2 separate regions of the Mus musculus genome follow, and region 1 is linked to region 2. The links are chromatin contacts, found by Hi-C or POLR2A ChIA-PET in ENCODE. All regions are on one chromosome and are shown on one strand. The core of a region is the stretch at or near the end of the contact, and the rest is flanking DNA. Distances in the headings are between cores, read along the strand shown. Region 1 overlaps Syne2 (spectrin repeat containing, nuclear envelope 2). Region 2 holds the start of Syne2 (spectrin repeat containing, nuclear envelope 2).

Region 1 (5,405 bases), core at 884-3,383, 35 kb before region 2:
GAAAAATAATTCACTCCATGCGTTCTTTTCGTTCTGCGTGGGCAGTCTAGGTACGGAGTGTCCCTGGCTAATGGGATTGGATCCTGGCCAGAGTCAGGTTGATGATGCTATGATGTCACTCCACGTGTCCTATCCATGGAGCAAAGCATCCACACCTTTTACGTATGTTCCACAAGTGCACCATCCAGAGAATGTGGGCATCGCTTCCCCTAGCTAAACGACCCATTCTAGAAAACATATACCACACAATTTCTAGTAATTCGATAATTATTTTAAGCACCTTAGGAACCTGAAATCGCCTATGCACAATCTAGTATAAAATTCGCTATGCATGGAATGGAGTAAGTCTCCAACTTAAAAGCAGCTACAGAACAACCCTGAGCAGAATCCCCTCTGGTTCTTTAGCACAGCAGAGGCATGCAGTACAAAAGCCAGAGGCAAATCACAACTCAGCTGCTCGCCAGCTTGGGGACTCTGGTGACGTCTTCCAGCTCAGCACTCTGTTCACTGGGCTAGGGTCAAATGCCTCAGTATGCAAAGAACGGGGAAGCTATGCCCTCTATCTAAACCCCAGGAAGCTCGCTCTGTGGCAAGGAAGTGCTATGAAGTATAATAAACACAAATCTGCAAGGCCCCAGAGAGATAAAGGGGATGAAGAGGAGGAAGGGCTTATCTCAGGCTAGCAGGGCAGCCTGCAGAGGAGGCTGGGGCCAGCTGGACTTCTCCCAGTCTAGAGGGAGCAGCCCACTCAGAGCTCACAGGCGGGGAGGACCACGGTGCCTTAGGGAGATGTGGAGTTACCGGGAACTGGAGGGATGTGGTGGGAGAATCAGGTGAGCAGAGAGAACCCATGGGCCTCACCAAGGCTCACCCGCATGCGGTTGGAAGCCACTGAAGGCAGAGAGCAAAGCAGAAAACAGTAAACAGAACATTTCTGGTTTCATTCACACACACACACACACACACACACACACACACACACACACACCAAATTCAAGAACAACCAGGGCTATACATTGAATCCCTGTTTTGATAGATAAATAAATAAATAAATAAATAAATGAATAAAATGTGTGTGTGTATATATATATATATATATATATATATATATATATAGAGAGAGAGAGAGAGAGAGAGAGAGAGAGAGAGGAGTCTCATAAATGTTTCCAAATATTTTTCAGAGCTTCATTTCTATACTAGCTAGCTACAACACCAAACTTATCAATAAAGATGGATAGCTCACTAGCTGATGAATTTTCAGATAGGCAACAGCTATACCGCTAAGTGCACAGGAAACCCTCCCTTTTGCAAAGACTAGTTGTGGATTACATATGGGATTCACTTCATTGAAACCTCACCCATCCACAGTATCAAGGCTGTCCCCACCTATTCAGATAAAATACAGATGCAAGTCTCAAAGCTGCTGTGTAAAAAAGGACACAAAATAAATAGAAATAATGCCAAGCAAACCACGGCTAGCTTTTACATTTAGATTGCAAATAAAACACACACACATAAATATAATAAACCCAAGATAAACAATTCCTTCCAGGAATCCTTGGAAGCAGAGAGCTGTTCTAAGACACTCTCTCTAATACTGAATTTTCTTCTCCAGTTGGAAACTACAGCTAGGTTTTCCAGACCACAGGAGGCAGAGAAGCCAATGGGGCTCAGAATTAGAAGGGAATAGGTTTTCCATTCCCTTCCAAGTGCGAATTTACCTTGCAGTGAAAAGTGTAGATCATCAATGCCCAAGAAACCCTCTCCATCTTCCGTGGGCAGCACAGGGCTAGCGGCCATGCTTTGACTCAGTGGAGATTAGACTGCATCCATCTCAATTAAAGTGAACTGAAAGCAGAAAAGAGATAACATGCTCATTAATAACTCTGCAGCTCGGCAAGTCTGGTAAACATGCAGGAAACAGCAAAAGCCAAATCTACCCTCTCAAAGAGCAATGGCTCTCAAGGAGAGTTTCCTTCGTCCATGAGGAACAAAGTGACCACGCCTTCTTTTCGAATCATCATCAGGACTGTGCCCTGTGACCTATTCAGGCTCTTTGGCAGAACTCCAGAAGAACTGGCCTCGTGGGTTCTGTGCAAGTTATAAAAAGGCAAGCTACGCACTTCAAATCCAGAATGTAGCTTCCAGTAATGTAGCTAAGAGGAAAGAAAGTCAACAGTCACTGCTGTCTTTGGCCTTCAGTTCACAAGAGTTCTCTTTTTAAAAAAACTTTTAATTCCCTCTGTTCTTTCTCAGTTCCATAAATGGCCACGTACTGGAAACAGTAAGACCCGAGCCTGCACCGCCTGCAAAGCGAAACTAAAATCACAAACAAACAGAGTGACTATTTTGATGACTGTAATAATAATACTATTTTCCTAAGGATTTCTTCTTCTATACGTCTCTCTTAGCTGCACCTTGAGCCACTCTCTCTGGTAGTAGAGATTTGAAACAGGGCCTGACACATCGTCTCAGCATGCATTCTATCACCCAGCCTCTCCCCCTACTGAAGGAATTCTCCCAACAAAAGTAACTCACAACCATTAACCCTTTATTCACAACCATAACCCTTTTTTTTTAAAACCCAGTTGTGTCATGTATACAGGCATCACGGTCAATTTCTGCAGGATGACAGTGAAAGGCGAGTTCTCTCACAGAGATCACCAAATCACCAAAATCAAACTGACCAAACAGAAAACATGAAAACACTTCTGTGAGAAAGGAAATGGTGTAAAAGCTACTGTTAGAATCTGCATAGTGGAGCCCGGGGCATGGCTCAGGAGCAGCATTCTTACCTAGCATACAAGATGTCCTGGGCGCAATAGCCCAGACTCTAAAGAAAGGAAGACTCTGCATTCTAAATGTGTGCAAAATCCTCTAACTTTGATAGATGCTAACATTTTTTTCTTCATGAGAAAATGTTGGAGGGAAAACTAAAAAAAAAAAAAAAAAGTTTGAGGCTAGCAACTAATCAGTCATATTAAATATTAAACAAGCTAAAATATGCAAAGGACAGAAATCATTGCATGGTTCCAAGCCCTTTCCATCCTCTCTTTGGCAGTGTTTATTATCCAAATCCTGCCATCATATATTCATATTCATTCTCTCTGTCTCTCTCTCTCTCTCTCTGTTTCTCTCTGTGTGTGTCTCTCTCTGTCCCTGTCTCTCACTGTGTTAAAGATTTTACCTACCAAATACACTCTGTTAATAATTGATTTGTTTTTCTTCTCGGTTGAGATCAGTCAGGAACAGCCTGCGGTTACCACGCTGCTCGACTGAGTTGGTCCAGATTAACAAAAAGAAATACTGCTCATTAGTTCTCAAGGGCCAGGGCCCTGATAGCCACGGTGGCACAGGTATCCTCAGCCCTGTCACACAGCGAGGCCCTCCACACCCCTTCCCACATCCTAGGGCCCTCAAGGCCCAAACAAGTGCTATTTCATTTTAACAGCAGAAAAAGTGGATTCTAAATGAATTCCCTGATGGTGACCGCTGTTTCATGTTAGCTCTATTCTGTTTTTTAGGAAGAAGAAGGAATAACAGTGGTGTACACCTTTAATCTCAGTACTCTGGAGGCAGAGACAGATGGATCTCTGTGAGTTCCAGGCCAGCCTGGTCTACAGAGCTAGTTGTAGGATAGCCAAGGCTACACAGAGAAACCCGTCTTGAAAAACAATAAAGAATACAATAGCACCCACATTTTGACAGTTATTATCTGACACCGACATAGGCATTGCTTAAAGCAGTTTGCATATACAACTCTTTCTTTCCCTAGTGATCAATACCACAGGTGTGAGACAGAGCCAGGGTTATGATTTAAGTCCCTGAGGCTATTCATAAAAAAGAATAATGTCCTTCCTCAGGGACATTACAAAAACTTGGGTTAAAAATTAATATGGTAGCATTAAAGCTTCTGTAGAAAAGTGCGGAATCATGTCTTTATTTGTCGCATAGATTTACAGGGGGGTGGCAGAGGCTGGCAGATCTCTGTGAGTTCAAGGCCAGTGGGATCTACAAATCGAATTCTAGGATGGCAAGAGTTGTTGCACATAGAAGCCCCATCTTGAGGGAAAAAAAAAAAGCCACGTAAACCGATAGTCATATTTTTATAAGTAACATAAGTTATTTTTAAATGACTGTGGTCCGCTTATGCAATATATTTCAGAATGTCTGTGGTGGTTCTAAAACCTCAAAACATGAACAAAGTTCCCTTTATAAAGGCAATCTTGGCCTTTACTCTGGATTACAAAGGCTAGAATGTTTTCAACTACAGAAATGAGATCTGAAAAGAGTCGATTTCCAGTCAATGAAACTACACGTGGGTTTGATGTTTTTCATTATCGTTTAGATTATTAGGTTATCAGTGATAAACGCTTATTTCTACTATGGTAAAAATGTTCTTATTTTTATGGGAATGAAGCGTTGTATAGTCCACTGTCCATTCCGAGATCCACACAGGATCAGCCCTGTCCAAATGCATATAATGAGAAAATTAACAGAAATAACATTTGGAAAATTACAGGTGGGGTGGGGAGGGCTGTCTCTAGGCAGACCCCTGGAGTTCAGATGCCGCCCTTTTGATTGGTGAGCTCCAGGTTCAAAGACAGACCTGTCTCAAAAATAAATTGAAGAAAGAAGATGTCTGTGTCAGCCGCTGGGGTACACGTACACATGTACACACACACACACATCTTGAAAGTTTGTCCATTTTTTCTACACAATATTGCCCAAAACCTTTCTGTTATCTAAAGGGATTTTAGTTCTCTCTTATTAGATAACTTACTAACAATTGCTGTCTGACTAACAGACGCGGAAAAGTCTCAATGGAAGGCTAAGGCAGCTAGCCAATCTTCAGGGATGTCTCAGCTCAGGAGGGTGGAGAGGCAGGTTCCCAGGTGAATGGTGACTGAGATGCTAACATGTCCCCTAGGGCCACTCCCTGCTCCTATTCCCATTCTCCAGTTAGCTGTGGTCCTCCCAGGAACTGACTTCTCTCAGCTACTGCCCGATATTAAATTGGCTCTGTTTCCAAGCTCATGGCCAAACACTGCAGACACAATAGCAGTAAGTTTCTTCTTCTTTTTTTTTTTTTTTCTGATAACTTTTGGGTCGGTCAGTTGGTTTTGAGACTGGGTCTCATGATGTAGCCCTGTCTGGCCTGGAACTTGCTTTGTTGACCAGGCTGACCTTGAAGCAATCTTCCTGCCTCTGCCTGTCAAGTACTGAATGCACAATTGTACCCAGCCATTTTTTTCCCTAATAATTCTCCTAATTACTTTGAACTATAGTTATCATTGGACCAGAAGTAGCCAGTTCAAGTTTCCAGAGCAAATACTATCTCCTCCCAGGCGCTTTATTGTCATGACAACCAAAGGAGACCAGAGGAGCAACCACAGCCATGCACT
Region 2 (5,403 bases), core at 1,234-3,733:
AGTTTAATCCTTAGTAGATAAGCAAATAAAGTACAAAGCGAGCTGTTAGTTTGATAATGTATTTTATTTTCCACCTACTTTCTCCAGTATATAAAGGAAGTGACCCCAGCTGCCTTGTCCACTCTAGAGTCCCCACACCTAGCACTCTATAGTCTCCCCAATGCCCTCACCTCTAGCACAATGCAACCTGCATACTCAATAAATACTTACGGATGAGCAAGATAACCACAGGCTATACGTACATTCACAATAAGCACCTCACGAATGACCACTTGTATTATTTGGGTCTCCCAGTGTCCAGCCCAGTGGTTGGCACATTGCAAGAGCCTATTGGCAGATATGAATGTTTGTGAAATTACTGGAAATCGCTACTTAGACACATGATGAGTCACAGCCAATAAATGATAAGTAGCTTTTCGTCCCTGGCAGTTGCTAGAATGGGACCTATTCTGCTTTGAATCCTCCAGTAAACTTTCACTGGTGCTACTGAGGGCACACAAGACTCAACCCCCTGTGACTCAGCCCTGTAAACACAGGCAGTATCCAGCAACACCATTAGCCCGAGTCCATTGAAACGCTAATAACATTTCTAAGTGGGTAAACTTACTCTTTTTTTTTAAAGAGAGAGACTCTTACTGTATCAGATAAGTTGATCCAAAGTGGTTTAATTTGGGATTTTTAAACATTCAAATAGAAGCTGTTAAATCATGAACTGGTGGCTGAAAGTTGTAATTCCAGCACCTGGGCTGGAATAAGGAGCTCAAAGCCAGGTTCAATTATGTAACAAATTCAAGGCTATCCTTGATTACCAGAGACCCTGTATCCAAACAAAACCAAATGGAAGAAGCTTTTTAACTCAACTAGGTAGGCAAAGACCAAAACCCTTCCAAGGTTTACTCATTTTTATCTTCGCCAGCGTCTTCACTAATAAAACTTTATGTGTATTACACCTGTTCCCACCACCCCGAGTGTGTGTGTGTGGGGGGGGGGGTGTTGCAGAGGAGGAGGCAGCTGACAGGCAGGACAGAGGCCACACAGTAGCCACCGCAGGGAAAGCCTTTGGAAGTCTTGAGAATTTTCCAGAAAGAAAACTGGAGCCCCAGTCATGCGTTGAAGCGTGTAAACACGTCAAAAATCCTAGGCCATAAAAACCGAATGCTCCTTCTCCCATGATGGCGTTTACTGGAACGGGAGCTGCGAGGAGGCCAGGTCTGCTTAACTGTGCCCCCACCCGAACATTCGAGCTCAGCCACAGAATTACCTCCAGCAAGAGCTTTGGGGGATGGAAACTTTTAGGGAAGCAGGTGGAGTTGCTTCAAATAAAACTTTTCAAACATTTGTTAAGTCCCACGGTTACTGAGAGCCTCCCCGGTTTGCCTCGAGCTACTACATGGTGCCTGTGCACAACCGCGCCTGCTGCCACTCCGTCCCGACGCTCCCTTCCACTAGGGGAGGGGAAAACAACTTTCGGAAATAAGGCGCGTCCACAAAGGCAAGTGTTACACTGGACTTCTCCACCTCCATCTCAGGCAGCGGCTCCTGTGGCCAGCAGCCCTGGATGCAATCCACGGGCCCCCTCCCACACTGGGCATCTTTTCAGACCTCAAGAGAGAGACCGTAAGGAGGACCAGGTGCTACCGTCAGACCCTAAAGGCAATTGTACAGACAACAAAGACCGCAAGCGATCAAAATGGAATTATAATCCCCGCGGTCCCAGCGCCCCCTCTCCGCCCGCCGAGACTCAGGGCCGCCGCGCCCGCCTCTTCTCTTCCAACGCAAGGGTCCCGCGTCCTGTCCACAGTGTGCGCCCCGGCTGCAGGTTCTCCGGTCCCCGGGGCTAGCCTCCCGCCGCCCGTGGTTTTGCAATCTCTGCGCCGCGGCTTCAGTGTTCTAACACCCGGTTCGAAATCTTTCCCGCCCAGGCGTGACGCGAGGAATGCAAACAATCAGCCGAGCGCGCCCGCCTGGACCGGGATAGGGGGACAGTGGGGAGTCCCGGGGCCGAGCTGGGTGCACCCGCGGGCCGGGCCCGGAGGTGACACAAAGAAGCCCGGGACACCAACGCCAATCGCTGGCGCTCGCCGCGATCCCCAGGGTGCCCCGCCCGCCGCTAAGTTTACAGCGCCCCGCGCGCCCCGCTGTCCCCTCCCGGGTGAAGTTTCCCACGGCCCAGCTGGGAGCCGGGCATCCAGAGACTCCCGTGGGCCCCCCGGGCTCCCCGCTGGGCTCTGGGGACTCCGCAGGGCTCGTGCCCGCCTCTTCCCCGCCCTCCCGCTCTCGCAGGGCGCTTTAGGGCGCGGAGCCCCCCGCGGCTGCGCTCACCGTTGTCTGCCCGGCCGGGAGGCGAGGGCCGGAGTTCGACCCGACCTACTCCGCGCCCCCCTCGCCTCGCTGCCTCGATGGCGCCCCTCGATCGCTCTCCCGCTCGCTCTTCCGTGCGGCCGAAGGCTTGCGGCGCAGCCGAGCGCGCTCCGCTCTGGACTGGAGGCTACAGACCACGCCCCGCGCCCTCCCGGCCCGCCCAGTCCCGCGCTCGCCGCCGCCCGGAGCAGCGCACTGGGGGCGGAGCCGCCTCCCTGCGGCCACCGCAACTTTCCCTCCGCCTTACAGACCCTTGCAGGTGGCGGGAGTGAGGAACTAACTCCGAACGCAGGTTCACGAGCCTCCGCCTCCGTGCCTACCCGCAGCTGGAGACAAAGGGGAGGCCGACTCTCCTAGAACACTTTTCAGGCGGGTTTCACTTCTTCACGGTGGGTGGATGCCTAGATCTACAAATCAGCGAGCCGACCGCGATCCGGTCCTTGAACCCAGGTGGAGCCTTAGAGAAACATGGACTTTTCATCGGCTTCTTAAGAGTGTCAGGAAGCCCAGACCTCGACCTCACCTACGGAGGTAAGATAAGGAGGTGCTTATTTAACAATGCAGATAAGTGACACCCCCCACCCTATTTCCCTGTCCCCCCCCCCCCCGCCCCGCGCGTGCCAGCCTGCAGGATGGGCTGAGGAGAGCCGCCTCAAACAACGACATTCAGGAGAAAGTGGGTCCCTGGGAATCTGTCCTGTAGGTGTCAGTTGGATTTTCCAGCAAATTACTCAATCCTGTGAACTCAGGATGACATCACCTGACTCCCACTCGCGTTTCGAGTCGCTGTTATAGTATTAAGACTCTTGAAGTCAGACACCAACGCATCACTTCACTGTTAAATCACAAAGAGGCAGTGGCCTGAGTTTCTATCGCAATCAAATTTAACTTCATGCAAGTCCCGCCTCATGCATATTGTGTAGCTGCAGAATCTTATCTGGATTGCTTAGTGCGCTACTGATGGCCCAAATTAAATGGTAAGGGTCGAAGATTAAAAGTTTGACGACAGTGGGTTCAGCTAATCCATGTTTCCGGGAAACGTAGGTTTTAATTCTATCCACACTCTCCTCTCTGCGAGTATTGAGGTGACACAAGTAAACTGTGAAAATACATGCTTTATTGTCTTTTTTCGCCGTACTATATCTGCATGGCATTTCTTGTATTCTAGGTTCACTCTGACCTTCCAAGTTCTTAGACTATTTGCTATGCATCCCGTAATGGCTTGGTGGGCGGAGCTCGAGGTGTGGTTCAGTGGGTAGCCTGCTTGCCTAGCTTTGATCCTCAGCACTTCATATAAACATGAAGTGATGGTGCCCACTTGTAATCCAACACTCAGGAGGTGGGGACAGGAGGATTGGGAAATCAAGGCTTGCCTCAGCCACATAGCAAGTCTGAGACCACGATGGGGTACAAAAGACTTTCTCAAAAAATATTTTTTCAAATATATATATTTCAAAATAAATATATAGAATTATATTATTTATCACATATTATATATGAATTATATGCTGTAGAATATATATATGTATTTATAGTTTGCAGCGTGATCTGCTTGTCAGAGTCCTAACAGTTGGAGCAGGAGCTGACTCTGACTCTTTTGCCTGCTTTTGGGACACTTTTTCTCCTACTGGGTTGTCTCATTCAGCCTTAATACAAGTGGAGGTGCCTAGTCTTATTGCAACTTGATATGCCATGTTTGGTTGGTATCCAAGGAAACCCTGACCTTTTTTAAGAGAAACACAGAGGAATAGTTACAGGCAGAGGGGAGATGGGGGAGGGACTGGGAGGAGAAGGGAGGAGGGGAGGGGAAATTGCAGTCAGGAATATATATATATATATATATATATATATATATATATATATATATATATTACATATACATATATACACATATATGCATATATGTGTCTCTCTATATATGGATACAACAATGTTCCATAAAACAAGAAGAGTCTTTCCTTTTTAATCACAGAGTCACTTTCTCTGAAATCACAGAGCCAGTGTCTAGAAGACTTCGGGGTTTGGCTTCAGGATTTATAGAACCACCTACAAAGCATAGCCTCTAATTGCTCTCTGGTCATTCTGTATTTGTTGCTTTCTTCACAGCAAATGTTACAGATCATCATGGCAGCCATGTCAGGAGAAACTGTGAGAAATAATTTCCTGATTACTGCTCCTTTCTAGGCATCCATGCTCTGCGCCCCTAGAGTGAGAGGATGGCTGGCCCAAATCCTGCTACAGCAGTCGAGAGCCTGGAATGTAATGTTTCAGAATGTTCTACAGTATTTCCAATTAGATCCTTCTAATTACCCGTGGTTTCTCTTGGCATACCAATTTGGATGTGAAATTAATAGCTACTTTAAATCTGAGAGTAAGATTGGTGGTGGGATCGCTAGAATAGATCCTCTTCGCTTTGAAGTGAAAATTAAAGCTGTAACGCTAAGCCGACCAAACAACCACACCTACATCATTTGTGCACAACAAGGAGCCTGTAAACAGAGCTCCTTTCCTTCCCTCTCTGGGAAAAATGATCAGTGAACCTGCCAGGCCTACTTCCTCCCAAGAAACCTACACCTCTGGAGTGCTGAGATTACAGGCATGAGCCACCACACCCAGATTTATATAGCACTAGGGACATAACCCAGGGCTTCGTCCTTGCCAGGCAAGTCATCTTCCAACTGGGCTGCATCGCTGGCTCTCTCTTCGCTTTTGTTTACATCAAAGTTCTGTATTTATTGGGAATGACTCACTGGTCTCAAGAACCCACCTGGAAGACTACAAATTGGAACCAGGGAGATAACTCAGTGGTGGCAGAGCACTTGCTTAGAATATATGAAGCCCTAGATTCAATCGCCAGTTCAGAAAGGGGCCAAACTGAAAGTACGTATGCGATCTGGCACACAAGCACTTTATGGTTTGCAGTGAGAACAGCTGAAGACATTCTGGTAGCACCAACACACTGAGGAGTAGGTAAACCAAGACCTCTGACAAAGACAATGGTCTGAGGAACTCCTAAGAGTTGGCCATCTTCATATCATTAAA

Evidence for each region. Hi-C counts contacts between places; a loop is a spot of excess contacts on that map. ChIA-PET counts read pairs that join two places held with the same protein, here RNA polymerase II (POLR2A).
Region 1: a map of heart shows a loop between it and region 2 (2.7-fold over the local background). The contact joins the enhancer-like site here to the promoter of Syne2 in region 2. A Hi-C loop is called at or near these places in 8 of 37 maps with a recorded cell type or tissue (adrenal gland, gastrocnemius and heart). POLR2A ChIA-PET finds 5 or more read pairs at or near these places in 1 of 5 experiments (Patski).

Annotation. Positions count from the first base shown.
Region 1 is chr12:75,850,464-75,855,868 of GRCm38, reverse strand. It overlaps Syne2 (spectrin repeat containing, nuclear envelope 2), which reads right to left. Exons shown (of 116, transcript NM_001005510.2): 2 at 1,722-1,848. The coding sequence starts at 1,800. Among named protein-coding and RNA genes, the nearest start is that of Gm40447, 34 kb to the right of the region's middle. Within about 2 kb of position 2,133, at least 1 of the 3 ENCODE cell types and tissues checked has a DNase peak (open chromatin) inside an H3K27ac peak, as active enhancers do; it is heart, where a contact is called at or near this core.
Region 2 is chr12:75,815,398-75,820,800 of GRCm38, reverse strand. It overlaps Syne2 (spectrin repeat containing, nuclear envelope 2), which reads right to left and starts at 2,483. Exons shown (of 116, transcript NM_001005510.2): 1 at 2,323-2,483. It overlaps Gm40447, which reads left to right and starts at 1,173. Exons shown (of 7, transcript XM_011244246.1): 1 at 1,173-1,304; 2 at 1,450-2,892. The coding sequence starts at 1,173. The coding sequence ends at 2,718.